5 separate regions of the Homo sapiens genome follow, and regions 1, 2, 4 and 5 are each linked to region 3. A link is a contact called in ENCODE Hi-C or POLR2A ChIA-PET data. All regions are on one chromosome and are shown on one strand. Each heading gives the region's core, a stretch centred on a gene start or an enhancer-like site at or near the end of the contact. The rest is flanking DNA. Distances are from core to core; before and after follow the strand shown. Region 1 overlaps LOC105371632 (a long non-coding RNA gene). Region 2 holds the start of QSOX1 (quiescin sulfhydryl oxidase 1). Region 3 holds the start of SOAT1 (sterol O-acyltransferase 1). Region 4 has its middle 63 kb from the start of C1orf220. Region 5 holds the start of C1orf220 (chromosome 1 putative open reading frame 220).

What was found. A loop is a pair of places that touch in the nucleus more often than their neighbours do. ChIA-PET counts read pairs that join two places held with the same protein, here RNA polymerase II (POLR2A). Pooled maps may share reads with other maps.
Region 1: a map with no recorded cell type shows a loop between it and region 3 (2.7-fold over the local background). The contact joins the enhancer-like site here to the promoter of SOAT1 in region 3. A Hi-C loop is called at or near these places in 1 of 37 single-sample maps with no recorded cell type and 3 of 50 pooled maps. POLR2A ChIA-PET finds 5 or more read pairs at or near these places in 1 of 52 experiments (GM12878).
Region 2: a map of CD4-positive, alpha-beta T cell shows a loop between it and region 3 (3-fold over the local background). The contact joins the promoter of QSOX1 here to the promoter of SOAT1 in region 3. A Hi-C loop is called at or near these places in 3 of 168 maps with a recorded cell type or tissue (CD4-positive, alpha-beta T cell, CD8-positive, alpha-beta T cell and naive thymus-derived CD4-positive, alpha-beta T cell), 1 of 37 single-sample maps with no recorded cell type and 11 of 50 pooled maps.
Region 4: a pooled map shows a loop between it and region 3 (3-fold over the local background). The contact joins the enhancer-like site here to the promoter of SOAT1 in region 3. A Hi-C loop is called at or near these places in 2 of 37 single-sample maps with no recorded cell type and 5 of 50 pooled maps. POLR2A ChIA-PET finds 5 or more read pairs at or near these places in 1 of 52 experiments (OCI-LY7).
Region 5: a map of CD8-positive, alpha-beta T cell shows a loop between it and region 3 (15-fold over the local background). The contact joins the promoter of C1orf220 here to the promoter of SOAT1 in region 3. A Hi-C loop is called at or near these places in 6 of 168 maps with a recorded cell type or tissue (CD8-positive, alpha-beta T cell, IMR-90, OCI-LY7 and 2 more), 15 of 37 single-sample maps with no recorded cell type and 18 of 50 pooled maps. POLR2A ChIA-PET finds 5 or more read pairs at or near these places in 1 of 52 experiments (PC-9).

The regions. Positions count from the first base shown.
Region 1 is chr1:178,574,363-178,577,062 of GRCh38, forward strand. It overlaps LOC105371632 (a long non-coding RNA gene), which reads right to left. Exons shown (of 4, transcript XR_922315.3): 1 at 1-2,700. Among named protein-coding and RNA genes, the nearest start is that of C1orf220, 33 kb to the left of the region's middle. Within about 2 kb of position 1,434, at least 3 of the 41 ENCODE cell types and tissues checked have a DNase peak (open chromatin) inside an H3K27ac peak, as active enhancers do.
Region 2 is chr1:180,153,511-180,156,210 of GRCh38, forward strand. QSOX1 (quiescin sulfhydryl oxidase 1) reads left to right here and starts at 1,359. Exons shown (of 12, transcript NM_002826.5): 1 at 1,359-1,662. The coding sequence starts at 1,398. It overlaps LOC105371636 (a long non-coding RNA gene), which reads right to left and starts at 1,328. Exons shown (of 2, transcript XR_001738314.3): 1 at 489-1,328. RefSeq lists a silencer at 1,034-1,353 and an enhancer at 1,534-1,633.
Region 3 is chr1:179,292,475-179,295,564 of GRCh38, forward strand. SOAT1 (sterol O-acyltransferase 1) reads left to right here and starts at 1,323. Exons shown (of 16, transcript NM_003101.6): 1 at 1,323-1,462. RefSeq lists a silencer at 1,118-1,307 and an enhancer at 1,520-2,027.
Region 4 is chr1:178,604,683-178,607,499 of GRCh38, forward strand. No RefSeq gene overlaps it. Among named protein-coding and RNA genes, the nearest start is that of C1orf220, 63 kb to the left of the region's middle. RefSeq lists enhancers at 1,239-1,388, 1,399-1,538. Within about 2 kb of position 1,474, at least 6 of the 41 ENCODE cell types and tissues checked have a DNase peak (open chromatin) inside an H3K27ac peak, as active enhancers do; they include OCI-LY7, where a contact is called at or near this core.
Region 5 is chr1:178,541,482-178,544,181 of GRCh38, forward strand. It overlaps C1orf220 (chromosome 1 putative open reading frame 220), which reads left to right and starts at 1,315. Exons shown (of 3, transcript NR_033186.1): 1 at 1,315-1,404. It overlaps LOC124904460 (a long non-coding RNA gene), which reads right to left and starts at 1,164. Exons shown (of 2, transcript XR_007066748.1): 1 at 553-1,164; 2 at 1-345. RefSeq lists an enhancer at 1,010-1,069 and silencers at 1,120-1,449, 1,480-1,549.

The DNA.
Region 1 (2,700 bases), core at 184-2,683, 720 kb before region 3:
TCCATCCTCCACCCCCTGGCCCTAACCCCTGCCAATCACTAAACTATACTCTCTCACACTAATTTTATGGTTTCAAGAACGTTATATAAATAAAATCATAACATACGTAATTCTTTGGGATTGGCTTTTTCACTTGAAATCCATCCAAGTTTTGTGTGTATCCATGGTTTGCTCCCTTTTTATTGCTGGGTAGTAGTCCAAGGTCTAGATGCACCACAGTTTGTTTAACCATTTGCCCACTGAGACATCTGGGTTGTTTCCAGGGCCTATTATAAATAATGCTGCTGTGGACATTTGTATATAGGGTTTTGTGTGAACATAAAATATGTTTTTATGTTTCTGGGATAAGTACCCAAGAGTGAAATTGCTGGGTTTTGTGGTAATTGCATGTTTAGTTTTATAAGAAACTTCCAAAATGTTCTCTAGAGTGGCTATACCCACCAGCAATGTATGAGAGATTCAGTTTTTCTACATCCTTATCAGCAATTGATATGGTCACTATTTTAAATTTTAACCATTCTGATAGGTGTGTAGTAAAATTTCACTGAAGTTATTTCGTTTTAAAAAACAATTTGTACTTTTCAACTTTTGTTACTAAATATTTGTGCAGCTTTTATATTTTTATTTTTCAGAAACATTTTAATTACTGAATAGCTGTGTAACATGTTAGAAAAATCCAAGTAATATTTCACATAATTCCATTTCACTTGCCTGTCCATACTTTTTCAGTATGCCAAGAATTCTATGCCTACTTTTGACACATAACTTGATGTCAAGTTTCACTTGATGAAACCTTTTTGATAATTGTCAACTCAAAAGTTAACACGACATATACTTCATGAAAATGGAGTTAATTGGCTATTCTGAGCCTTTTATAAAGAGAATTGCTTCATCCACATACCAATTAAGTTTCTATATTTATAAAATATTTTTCTAATCAAAAAATTAATTGAAACTATGAAAAAATAGACACCTGGCTGTTTCTTTCTTTTTCTGTTGTTGAGACAGAGTCTCACTCAGTCACCCGGGCTGGAGTACAGTGGCACCATCTTGGCTCACTGCAACCTCCACCTCCACCTCCAGGGTTCAAGCGATTCTTGTGTCTCAGTCTCCCAAGTAGTTGGAATTACAGGTGCACACTATCACGCCTGGCTAATTTTTGTGTTTTTAGTAGAGATGGGGTTTCACCATGTTGGCCAGGCTGGTCTCGAACTCCTGGCCTCAAGTGATCTACCCACCTCTACCTCCCAAAGTGCTGGAATTACAGGTGTGAGCCACCATGCCCAGCCAACCTGGCTGTTTCTTTTCCAGCCCTTCCAGAATGAGAATTCATGTAGGCCATCTGCCCCACTCTGATCTGCAAGCTGCCTCCCTGATTCCTTGACTCCCTGCAACCCACATCCCCTCCTGTCTTCAGGACATCATACTCGCACCTGGGGGAAAAGGGGAAGTAAAAAGGGAGGCTCAGTGCCCCTGGGTCTGCTTTGTCTGTGAGAGAAATCTGACATTGTTGGCAGAGAACTAACATGTCTTCTTAGAAAAAAGTAGAGCCCCAGTTGCCTGGATACAGTCAGGAATACATATCACTGGATCTGTGGGTGACCTGTAGTTACTTTGTCCCTATTTGAGTTTCCTGAATGTTAAGAGGAAAATGGAGCAGAGCTAACAAATACCTCATACCTGCTTGGGCTTTCTCCGTCAGTCCTCTGTGTGTGCATCACACACCCACACATATGCAAAATAGCTCAGTGTAAAAACCCTGCAGTAAACATCAATCCTTGTAGATTCCCGGGGAGTTCTAGTTGGATTTGCTAGCAAAGCAACTTCCATAAAGACTATAAATAGCAGGCATGTGCCTCTGTAAGCAGTGCAGCTATTTTTTTTTAAATAGGGGATTCTCATGTTACAAGGACATCACAGATTACTGAATAATTTATTTAATGGTAGATTATATGGGCTTCACTCTTTGCCAGTGAGCTCATACCCAAATGTCTAAAGGAGATAAGGTGAGCAAAAGCTAGATGTCAGGCTTGGGTGAGCTGTTTATTTATTTTTATTAGATATGTATAACTATTGTAGCCATTTATATTTTACTTAATATTATCTCAGCTGCAAAGGTCATATATACAATAGTGTCACTACTTTATTACAGACATTTAGCTAACTTCTAACAATTCATATCGCACACAGCATGAGAAATACAGAATAGAATAATAAATAACTTTGGTTGCACTTGATTTTAACAAAGGACTGTGATATATAGGAGTATGTTTGTTCTCTATGAAAGTATAGGGAAATGAGGGGACAAAATTCAAAAAAAGGATGTTAGATTTGAAAATAGAGATAAGAAAAAATGATCTAAATCCATGTTTTTCTGTGAACTATTGTTATAATCTTTTCAATGACTTATAGTAAAAAAAAATTGCTTATAAGCTTACAGATCTTAGACATTTTACCTTTAGCTATATACAGTTCTCAGGTGTGCAGAGGTACCCTGGAAGACGGACATACTTTTCTGTCAAATGTAATTTTAATGAATATGAAATTTATTTAAAAAGGAAATTTAAATTTGGCAATAGCAAGATGTCAAAAGATTTGAACAGGCACATAACAGGAAATTCATGTGGCCAATTAACATAGTAAAAGATTCTTGGTTTTGTTTAATAATCAGGGAAATGCAAATTAAACTCACAGTGAAAT
Region 2 (2,700 bases), core at 109-2,608, 860 kb after region 3:
AGGTATACATGTCAAGATAAAAGGATAGGAATTTTACATCACCGTTTAATTTGTAGTTTTAAAATATGTAGACATGATATGTGGGCCTCCATTTGTACTACTGACTCAGTTCTTGCAAATATTAAGGGTAGACCTGTCCCTGATCTTCGTGTGTAAAATAGCACCTCCTCTGCCACTCTATTCTTACCCCAGTCTACATTTCTTCATAACATCGGTCACCATCTGATCTACATTTACTTATGTATCATCTCTTTACCCCCACTGGAATGTAAGTTCCACGTCCCTAGAGTCTATATTTTGTTTACTGCCTTATCCTTATACCTAAACAAGTGCCTGGCATGACACCACTCAGTAAAACTTGAATAAATGAATAACAAATCTAGGCTCAAAGCTCTTACAGGTGAAAGGGGCTAACCTGGCAGTCACAAAGGAAAAATATCACTGTGACAACCGTCTGAGGAGCACCTTCTCCCCTTAAAATAACTCACTCAAAACAGTGGAGCTGCAAAGGTGACCAGAGAAAATCCATTAACACCTTAGTGCCCATGACACCAGGTGAGTTGATCGGGCTACTTGCGAGAGGGACATGTGAGTGAGCGTGGAGAGCTCTGAGTAGGCTGAAGAGCTGGATGTGGGGGATCTGGGCTGCTGGGAACCCCGAATGTTGGAATCGCCCTGACAACCTTATGAGGGTGGTCAGATATGGGTCCTGAGGAAACTGATTCCACGGCAACTGCCCGCCAACCCAGCACACCCCACAGTGAAGAGGGGCTTCTGATCCATGAGTAGGGCCCCTCAAATGATGTTCCCCTTTAGATGGTCATGGTCATCAGCAGGGGTGGGTGCATCGATCCTGTGGGGTCTTGGTGGTCGCAGACCAAGCGTCCCTCTTCTCACATCTAATTCACAACGTCTCATCGCTCCGCGGGAGCCCAGGAACTGCCCTACAACAGCCGAAATCCGGGTCGTCTATTCCAACGGACTCCTCTTCCGTTGGATACGGGGGCCGTGAGAGGCCAAACAACCTCCGCGAGGCTACCCCCGCAGCGACCGCTCGGCGGGCGCTCCATTCCTTTACCGGACTGTACACCTCGCCTCCTGGGGCCTGAGGCGGGAACCCGGGTCGCGCTGCTCCGAGGCCTCGGCGGACCGCGAAAGGATGGCTCACCACCCGGCCAGGGCCAGCCCCTGCAACAAGCTCAGCCCCGCCCGCTCCCGCGCCCAGGAGCGGCCGGCGGGGCGGGGTGGCTGGGCCGGCCTCGGGGGCGGGGGCTCGGGGGCGGGGGCTCAGGGGCGGGGCCACGTGGCTCCTCCTTGCGGGCGGAGGCAGGCGGTGCCGCGGCGCCGGGACCCGACTCATCCGGTGCTTGCGTGTGGTGGTGAGCGCAGCGCCGAGGATGAGGAGGTGCAACAGCGGCTCCGGGCCGCCGCCGTCGCTGCTGCTGCTGCTGCTGTGGCTGCTCGCGGTTCCCGGCGCTAACGCGGCCCCGCGGTCGGCGCTCTATTCGCCTTCCGACCCGCTGACGCTGCTGCAGGCGGACACGGTGCGCGGCGCGGTGCTGGGCTCCCGCAGCGCCTGGGCCGTGGAGTTCTTCGCCTCCTGGTGCGGCCACTGCATCGCCTTCGCCCCGACGTGGAAGGCGCTGGCCGAAGACGTCAAAGGTGAGAAGCGGGGGCGGCCCGCTCCCCCGTGCCCCGCCGCCCGGACCCCTCCACCTGCCCGGTGGGCAGCCTCCTACTCCGGGAGCGCGTCCCTCTTCCAGTCACCTCCGCCCACCTCTTCCTCTCCGCGCATCCCACGCCCACCACCTTCATGTTTCTCAGCTCCATTTTTGCCTCCCGCTCCCTTGCCTTTTCCTCTTGGCCCTCATCCCGAGCTTCTTTCCCTCTCCGCGGCCTGGGCCCCCAGACCTGCCCTGCTCGCCCGGTTCGTCCCCCGCCAGGTTACTGCCTCCTTCCCTGCGAGAGGTCTCCTTTGTTCCTTCCTCCGCATGGTCCGCTGACACCTTACCGTTTCCTGGGCCAGCCTTGTGGCAGTCCTCTTCCTCTCGTCCAGGGACCCATGTCATCTTCCTGCCAGGTTCCCTAGCTGCTGTGGGTCAGTGCTGGGGAGAAAAGGGAACGGACATCCATTTTGCCTCCCTGCCACCTTTCTCCACTCCCTCGACTGGTTGACCAGGTGGTACATAGACTTCCTTTCTCATTTTTGTCTTTGATGTGGGTATGTCCACCTGGCAGTTTTCCTATCTCTGTTCCGGGCCTCTCCTGACCTGCCGCCTCCAGCTCCTTAGCTTCTGGGCCACATCCTTCTCTCTCTTCCCCCGCTCAGACCCTTATATTTTAAACCCATGCACCCAGAGGCCTTTGGTGCGTGTTTGGCTCTTGCTCCATGTTCCCAATCCCTGGTTGGGGCACCAAAACTATATTTCCTGAATTCCAAGACACCATCAACTGTGAGACACACTGTTCATTTTATGACAGCCCAAGGGGTAGAAGGATAGGAAAAAACCACTACATGTATAAAGATTTGAAGGTGAACTCTATTACAGAAATGCTAAAATTTTGAAACACTTAAGACTTAGAGTCGAGGAAATATGGTAATAATAGTAATTAATATTTACGGAGCACCTATCATTTCAGGCACCTTACTAAGTACTCGGCATACATTGTCTCATAGTTTCCTTTCCACAATTTAAAGAT
Region 3 (3,090 bases), core at 73-2,572:
GCCAGTACTAAACTCGACTGGATGCTGAGGGCCATTTCTGCTTTGAGTGAACAGTGCAGCCTGCTGGGTGGCCAAGGGAACGTGTACAAATCCACTTTGTTTAAAGGACCCAGAGAGTAGTCAGTTCTGCTAAACCTCATCTGTTTGTTCAGGGATTTTTGTCCTGGGGAGGAGTGGGGAAGAAGCGATTAGTCAGGCCAGGCTAGCTGGTATTAGTTTGCAGGCTGTGAGTGCGACTCTTCAGTCTCTGCTCCTCTCATCATTGCCTTTTCACCTACCTTTACCCTAAATTTACGTACACCTCTGCCTTCACAAATTCCAAGCGATTAACTGTTGTATTTAATCTCTGTCCCAAATCTCTCTGCATCATTCTTCTTTTGATTATGAAGTCACGAGGGCCCTTTGTTTATTTTATTTTTAAAACTTTTTTTGAGAAGGAGTTTAGCTCTTATTGCCCAGGCTGGAGTGCAATGGCACAATCTAGGCTCACTGCAACCTCTGGCTTCCGGGTTCAAGCAATCCTCCTGCCTCAGCCTCCCGAATAGCTGGGATTACAGGCGCGCGCCACCAAGCCCGGCTAATTTTTTGTATTTAGTAGAGACGGGGTTTCACCATGTTGGTCAGGCTGGTCTCGATCCTAACCTCAGGTGACCCAGCCACCTCGGTCTCCCAAAGTGTTGGGATTACAGGCGTGAGCCACCGCACCTGGCCTCAAGGGCCCTTAAATATTACTTAGTTGTTCCATTATTTGGTGTGTTTTATTATTTGGTGCAGGTTTTTTCCCCTTATCTAGTTTGAATGTTGCTGAAGGACGCTGGTTTTCAAACGGTAAGGAATCTCCTGATAAAGGCACGAATCTTGGTGTGCAGATAAGCCAGCGATTCTTGCTTCTGGCTAGTTCTACGTTGTTCCTGGATGGTCAGTTCAAACTGCAATGATCCACAGCTCCAGAAGCGGCTTCTTCCAGTCGGCCTAGGAGCCAAACGCCCCTGCAGCTCCATGCTACCACGCAGGGTGCCGTTTCGGGCTTGCAGGGAGTTGTCGCAGTCCCGTTTTGGCTGCACATTCTACTGCTGGGGTGGAAGTGTCAAGCAAGATGTTGTCGCCGGTATCATGATGTCCGGGTGAGAAGCTTCCTTGGCAGGTTGCCAGGGCCAGCCTGCGAGCACTGGCGCCGGGGACCCGCGCGCCCGGGAAGGGGCGGGGAGGTGGGCGGAGCCTGGCAACCTGGGGACCACCAATAGGATGCTCAGCCGGAGGTGGCCCTGCGCGTGACGCAGCGGTGCTCGGAGGCAGGGGGCGTAGGGGCCGGGCTGTCCGGCGCTTTAGCTTAGCAGGCGACGTTGCGGGCCCTGGGCGCCAGGAGAGCTTCCCGGAGTCGACCTTCCTGCTGGCTGCTCTGTGACCGCTTCCCGGCTCTGCCCTCTTGGCCGAAGTGCCCGCTGCCGGGCGCGGGCCTCAGGTAACGGTGGTGCTCCCGCGCCTCTCCTCGCTTCCCGCTTGGGTCCACCGGCCTCAGCCCGCGGGGAAGGGAGAAGCGGTGGCGGCAGCAGCTCCGGCCCGGCCTTGTCCTGGGCTGTGCTGCGGAGAAGGCGAGGCTCGGCGACTGCAGGGGAGTTGGGGAGGGGAGGGCGGGAAAGTTACCGTCAGGCGCCCGGGTCACGGGCAGCCTTTTAAACCCTGCACGCTGGTTTGGTGTTCCGCAAATCTCGTGGCATCTCTCAAGTCAGTAGTAAAGAAAGTTAGGAATTAGAAGACGTTTTATTCTTTAAAAAGCGAAACCAAAAATGCACTCAGGAAGTCAGCTTTTTAATGATTTAGAGAAAATGTGTGAAGGGAAGGATGGTATTAGCAAGACATGAAAATCTGTAGGGGCACCAGAACCTTTAATCAAGCTCATGTTTTATTGTAAAATATTAGGATGTAGGTAAGTTTCTGTTTTCCCTAAGTGTTAATGGTCATGTAATTTAAATAATATGTATATTGAAAGGTTATTTCTAAGTGAGAAACAACTATATAAACTTTATTCTCCGTATATATATTTAGGTTAAGTTCGTTGGTCACTTTTGTTTGTTTGAGACGGAGTCTCGCTGTGTCGCAAGGCTGGAGTGCAGTGGCGCAATCTCGGCTCACTGCAACCTCTGCCTCCCGGGTTCAAGCGATTCTTGTGCCTCAGCCTCCTGAGTAGCTGGGATTACAGGCGTGCGCCACCACGCCCAGGTAATTTTTGTAGTTTTAGTAGAGACGGGGTTTCACCATGTTGGACCAGGTTGGTCTCAAACTCCTGACCTCAAGTGATCCGCCCGCTTCGGCCTCCCAAAGTGCTGGGATTACAGGCGTGAGCCACCGCGCCTGGCCTGTTGGTCACTTTTTAATATTTAAGTGGCTGCCACCTGTTTAAACCACTTTTTTCTTTTTTTCAGCCTGCTTGATTTCCTCTTCCTTGAAGTAGAATTCAATTTGAAGCTTTTTTTTTTTCTTTTTAAAAGTTGGGCGGTGTCAGTGAATGACTTGTTAAGGAAGTCTGTGCGTTGTCTGGGTGTGAGAATGGGTTTTGGAAGGAGCTCTGTGGCACTGAATTATCGTTTAGAAATGCACGTGTTTTAGTGAATCACATGCTTAGAATGCATCTGAGGTTTCGCAGTCTTTTAGGATAAAGACCTACTGAGTGAGCACACTCTATCTCTGGTTCATTTGGCCCACTTTCCTTCTGGCTTTCCAGGTTCATGCCACACTGGCTTTATTTTTGTTACTGGAAAGCTTCATTTTCTTTCCTCTCTTGGCTTTTAGGAGTTTCCTCCACCTCTAATGCTGTATTCTCTCCCTCCCTCCAACTCTTATACCTGCCTCAGATATCAGCCCACATATCACTTCCTCTGGAAATCACCCCATCCCCATTAAGCCCTCCATGAACTCTTTATTCTCCTTAGCAGAAGTTGATCATTAATTGTAATGAATTAGTTGCTTTGTTTCCTCTGCTAGTGCATTTCATGAAGGCTGGTTTAGCCTGTTGTAATTTTCAGGGTCTGGTCCAGCACTTGGCCCAGAGAAAGAATGAATAAGTTGGTGGACAGAGGAAGGAACTTTTGA
Region 4 (2,817 bases), core at 224-2,723, 690 kb before region 3:
AACTCAACATGATCCCTGAGACCCAGCCCAGAAGTCTTCCTTTTCAGTCCGTAGGTGCCCTAGGAGCATCCCATCTGCTTCCTCCTTTTGTACTCCTCCCTGCCTTTCACAGCGGCTGCTCCAGGCAATCTCACCAACTTCCCGTGGTTATGGAGATAGCTGGGATCTCTGGGTGGAGAATGGGGATTCCTTGTGTGAATGGAGGACATTAACGTAAAGGACATGTTAAGATTAATTTTTTAATCTTGCTATTAAATATTTTCTGGTATCATCTGGGATTATGGTGGTATTTTGTAGGAAAAAAATCCCCAGATAAATGCCATATAAATTAATACTCCTGGATATATAATACCCCTACAGCTTGTTCATGCTTAACTTTTCAGTTAGGTAGTGAGTCCTGTATCTTGCCATTTTTCATTTTCTCAGTCATCCTTCCTGTGTGTGTAGAATAATCTGTAGACAAAAGCTCAAGGAAGAGAGAATCCAACCTAATGGAAACACAACGAAACATTGTGTCATTTACTACCCTTCCCCTCCAATCTCCTCTCCAGGCTTTTATATGTCTTGAGGGTTAGTTTTTATATAAAACTATTAAAATGTATGCTTAATATGTTATATACATCTATACTATGTTAAAAAAAAATGTGAAGAGATTCCTCTCCCTCCACTTCTACCTACCTGCCTGGCCCCCACCACAAATCCCTTGGGTTGGCAGGGTTGGCAGCAGAGGCCTGATCTGGAGGCCAGGTTGAACCACCCCCGAGAGTGAAAACCCACAACAAGAAAGCATCTACAGGCCGGGCGCAGTGGCTCACGCCTGTAATCCCAGCACTTTGGGAGGCTGAGGCGGGCAGATCATGAGGTCAGGAGATTGAGACCATCCTGGCTAACACGGTGAAACCCTATCTCTACTAAAAATACAAAAAAAAAAAAAAAAAATTAGCTGGGTGTGGTGGGCACCTGTAGTCCCAGCTACTCGGGAGGCTGAGGCAGGAGAATGGTGTGAACCCGGGAGCGGAGCTTGCAGTGAGTCGAGATCGCGCCATTGTACTCCAGCCTGGCGACAGAGCAAGACTCTGTCTCAAAAAAAAAAAAAAAAAAAAAAAAAAGCATCTACACAGCATTATTCTGTGCAAAACACAGCCCACAGCAGGTTTCCAGTTGTCAGAACTGACTCCCCAGTGTGAGCTCCTCCACTCCTCACCTGTCATTAAGGGCGTCATTTCCATAGAGAACGTTCTTGAAAATCAGCCCTTCTATGAAGCTTCTTTCCAACATACCCCTCCCTGTTCTTTCCCTTCCACCTGGCAACAGAAGACATTTTCTCTTCTCTTTGAGCACACTGGGACTACATGCAGCTCCTGGGGAAATTCTCCAAAGAAACAGATTCTTGCTTTTAACTCCTGACCTACTCACACAACAGAGCCCACAGCAGGAAGGCCCCATTCTCGGCCTAGTGAGCTGAGGTGTTGCCACCCACTAGGCACAGCTGCTCTGCTAATTTTAGACCTCTCTGAGAAGTCACTTGACTTCAAGGCACTTGGAGACACACATCACACCCTGTCTCAGGAGGTGGTCTGGGGTGGGGCTCACTCTGCTTTCAACACCCATAACACCTTGTAACCTACAAAAGTGACTTTTTTTTGGAGGTTCTCCTCAATAAATGATAAAAAATAAATGACAACACTCAAAATGAGCTGTGAAACTGAAATTTGTTTCCACCTGGTCTAGCCCTGAAGCCTTAGGTGCCTTATTCAGCTGCCTGATCTTTACCAGGCACCACCTCATATTCCACACATCCACAGCTTAACCCTGGTGAGTGCCGCCTGGGGCAATTTTAGTCACCCAAGCTAGGACCCTCAGGACAACCCTGACTACCTTCCATCTCTCTCCAGTCACTAAATCTTAAACTGAAAACTATTTTGTCTCCTAAATAATGTTTGCAAACTTCCCCTCTATTCTGGCACCCTCATCCCATTTCAGGTTCTCTTCAGCGTCTCCCTGCACACTGCAGCAGTTTGCCCACAGTCACCCCGCCTTCTGTCTCATCCTCAAAGTCTAGCATCTATGGTGATCTTTCTAAAACCATGTCTATATCTCACTTAAACCCCTTCAAGGCATCCTGTCAGGTTCTCCAGCCTATCTGCTCATTAGAATCACCTGGGCCCTTAAAAAAAAAAAAAATCAGTTCCTGCTTCCATTCCCAGAGATTCTGATTTAAGTGGACTGGATGGGAGAAAGAAACCATATTTCTTTTTAAAATTTCCCAGGAAATCCTAATGTGCAAACATGGTTGAGAACCCCTGACCTGCAGGATAAAGTCCAGGCTCCTTCCCATGGCACCCAAGATGCTCCTGACTGGGCCCCTGGCCACCCTCTCCGGCCAGCCTCACTCCTGGCCAGTCCATGCCTTTATGTGCCAGCAACACTGAACTGCTTGCAGCTCCCAGCATTGCTTATGCTGTTCTCGCTGTCTGAAGTGCCCTCCCTACTGGTCCAACCAACATCACCTTCTACAGAAAGCCATTCCTGACTACTTTCCCTCACCTCCAGGTGCCCCGTGAAACTTTGGATGTGTCTCTATTACCGAACATTCACATGATTTTATGATACCCATCTTTCTTAAACACAAGGGAGACATTTATTTATACAGGGATAGTTCACAGAGCCCAAAGCTGCTGAAACTATAGCTGGGCCTCTCAAGCACTGGAACCCTGAATTAGAAAGCTTTCAGATACCAAGGTGCTTTCTTTCAGTCATTTTCTCTCACTGGGTTACGTGGCTTCTGGTGTCTGTTCATTGCTTTTGGATCTCCTT
Region 5 (2,700 bases), core at 65-2,564, 750 kb before region 3:
TACAAAACCGTAGGTCAGGTCATTGCCCCCTGTCAGACTCAAGCCCATCACAGCCCTTGCTATGCTGACAGGCCCATCCCACCCCAGCCCGCTCCCCCCACCACCTGCCCCCCTCCGCCACCTCACCTGTGCCTTCTGCACGCCTCTCCCACCACTCCCCCTCCCTCCCTTTACTCTGGCCACTCTGAATGTCACTGGTCCTCCTTGAGCCCTCCTGAGCCCTCTGCCCAGAGTAATGCCAGAGTGGAGGCCACAGCTGAAGGCAGAGGCTGTTGGCCTGGGGTGGAGAGGGGAGATTCCTCTGGGTGGAAGGTGACATTGGGCAGCCTTGGATGAAGTGAATACCTGGTGTGGGGAAGCAAAAATAAATAGAGAAACAAACGGATTAATTTTGCTTCTTTCCAGGGACTTGATTTTCTACAAGTGCTGCTCCAAGAGGCTTCTACACCCCCGCAGGGAGGCAAGCACCGTTTTGAGGTGGCCGGGCTGGCGAGGAGGTGCAGACCCCAGCCAGCTGGAGGGGCTCTGCCCTGATGGCGTTCCCACTCCCACCTCATTCGCAGGGCGCCGGGGAGGGCTGCAGGTGTTCTATTCCCACCCGGCTTGCAGCGCAAGGAGGGGAATCGCCTGACACCTTCCCCTTCTCCTCTGCCCCGCTTCCTTTCTCTGCTCCCACAGGTGGAAGTCACCAGCGGAAACAACCCTTCACTGTATGGAGGGCTGGGAGAGAGGGGCCAAGAGGGCCCCGGGAGAGCCACTGGGCGGCAGGCAAGGGGCGGGGCAGTCTCCCTTCCGGCTTCCGGGACCGAAGGGTGAAGGGCAAGGGGAGCTCAGGGAATGAACGAGTGCTCCCGACTAATGTTTAACCCACGACTCCGAGACTCCGACTGGTCACAGTCCTGCAGACCTCCAGGTCCTGCACAGGCGACGCAGCGCTCCACTGGCCCGGAATGCGCACCCCGGGGGAAATGGAAAGTGCCATTGAAATGTCAGATGTCACCGTCTTCATCAGCACTCTTGGAATTTTGGCCAAAGTGGCTTCTTCTTTTGCTGAGACTTGACTCACTCCCGGCAGAGGGATGATAGCGGCCTTGCCCCGAGCGTTTATCCGGCTGCAGGCGTCATTCTTGGTCGCCTGTGTGTCCAGAGCCCCAGCGCAGGAAGGGAGCGCAATTCCCACCGCGCCCGCTGGGTGGCGCTAGCGCCGCACCGTGTCCCGGGATGAGGGGAAACCGCGCTGCCCAGTCAGTACCCCGACGCCCCCGCGCCCCCGCCGGGCCCCGCGCGCTGCAGCCACCGCCTCTTCTCGGCTTCCTCTTGCTTTACAGTAACTCTCCTCCTGGGGAAAAGGCTTTTCACGGAGCAGGCTCGGAGCCTACGGGGCTGGCCTCGGACTGGATGGGGGTAAGGACGGGTGGCGGCGCTCGCGCCGAGCGAACGGAGGGCTCAGGCGGCCGGTGATCAGGGACGGGCTGCGGCCGCCGTCTGGGGTGAGAGGCCCACCCAGAGCTCTGGGCCAGGGCTCGCGGCTCTCGTGCAGATGCTGGGCCGGGAGGTGTGGGGAGGGGGCTTCCCAGGCGGGGCAACCGGAGGGGAATGGGGTGTGCAGGAGGGAGGGGAGGCGTGGAGCGCCCGGCCTGCAGGCACTGGGCGGCGCTCTCCAGCCTCCTCTTCTCCCGCCGGGTGCCTGGTGGCTTGGCCTCCCCTCCAGAGCTTCGCATATCCTGGCGGGAGCCGGCGCTCTCTCTCCATACTTAGGACTTGACCCTTATTCCACACCCGGGCAGGGAATCATTTGCCCAATCCGAATTTGATTTTCTGCTTGTGAGAGGAGAAACTGGTGACAGTGTCGCATGGACACTGTCGGGGAAGCCGAGACGTAGACCTGGAAGCCTGTACCAGAGGCCTTGTGGACAGCTTTGGAGCATGCATCTTAAGGCACACCACCGGTTTCTGCTGCTTTGGCACAGCCACGCAGCACCTAGGATGCTTCTCTGCACGCAGCAGAGGCCTAATCCGTGCACCCTCTGACGGTGTTGGAGGGAGCTGGGGAGCAACATCAGATTAATAGCCCCTGGGCTATTTGTATGACGTGCAGATTTCACCCTCTCATTCTTAAAGGGTGAAAGGCTGCAATTCAGAAAGGCGAAGATGGGGCCCAGGAATCTGCAATCTGCGTGGGGTTTTTTTTTTTTTTATGAAGTCTTGTTCTGTCGCTCAGGTTGGGGTGCAGTGGCGCGATCTGTGCTCACCGCAACCTGTCTTCCAGGTTCAAGCGATTATCCTGCCTCAGCCTTCTGAGTAGCTGGGACTACAGGTGCATGACACCACACCTGGCTAATTTTTGTATTTTTAGTAGAGATGGGGTTTCACCATGTTCGCCAGGCTGGTCTTGAACTCCTGACCTCAAGTGATACGCCCACCTTGGCCTCCCAACGTGCTGGGATTACAGGCATGAGCCACCGCGCCTGGCCAGAGTTTGCATTTTGTTGTTGTCGTTTGTTTGTTTGAGACGGAGTCTCGCTCTGTGGCCCAGGCTGGAGTGCAGTGGCGCCATCTCGACTCACTGCAACCTCTGCTTCCCAGGTTCAAGCGATTCTCCTGCCTCAATCTCCCAAGTAGCGGGGATTAACAGGCGTGCCACCACCATGCCTGGCTAAATTTTTTATTCTTAGTAGAGACAGGGTTTCTCACGTTGGG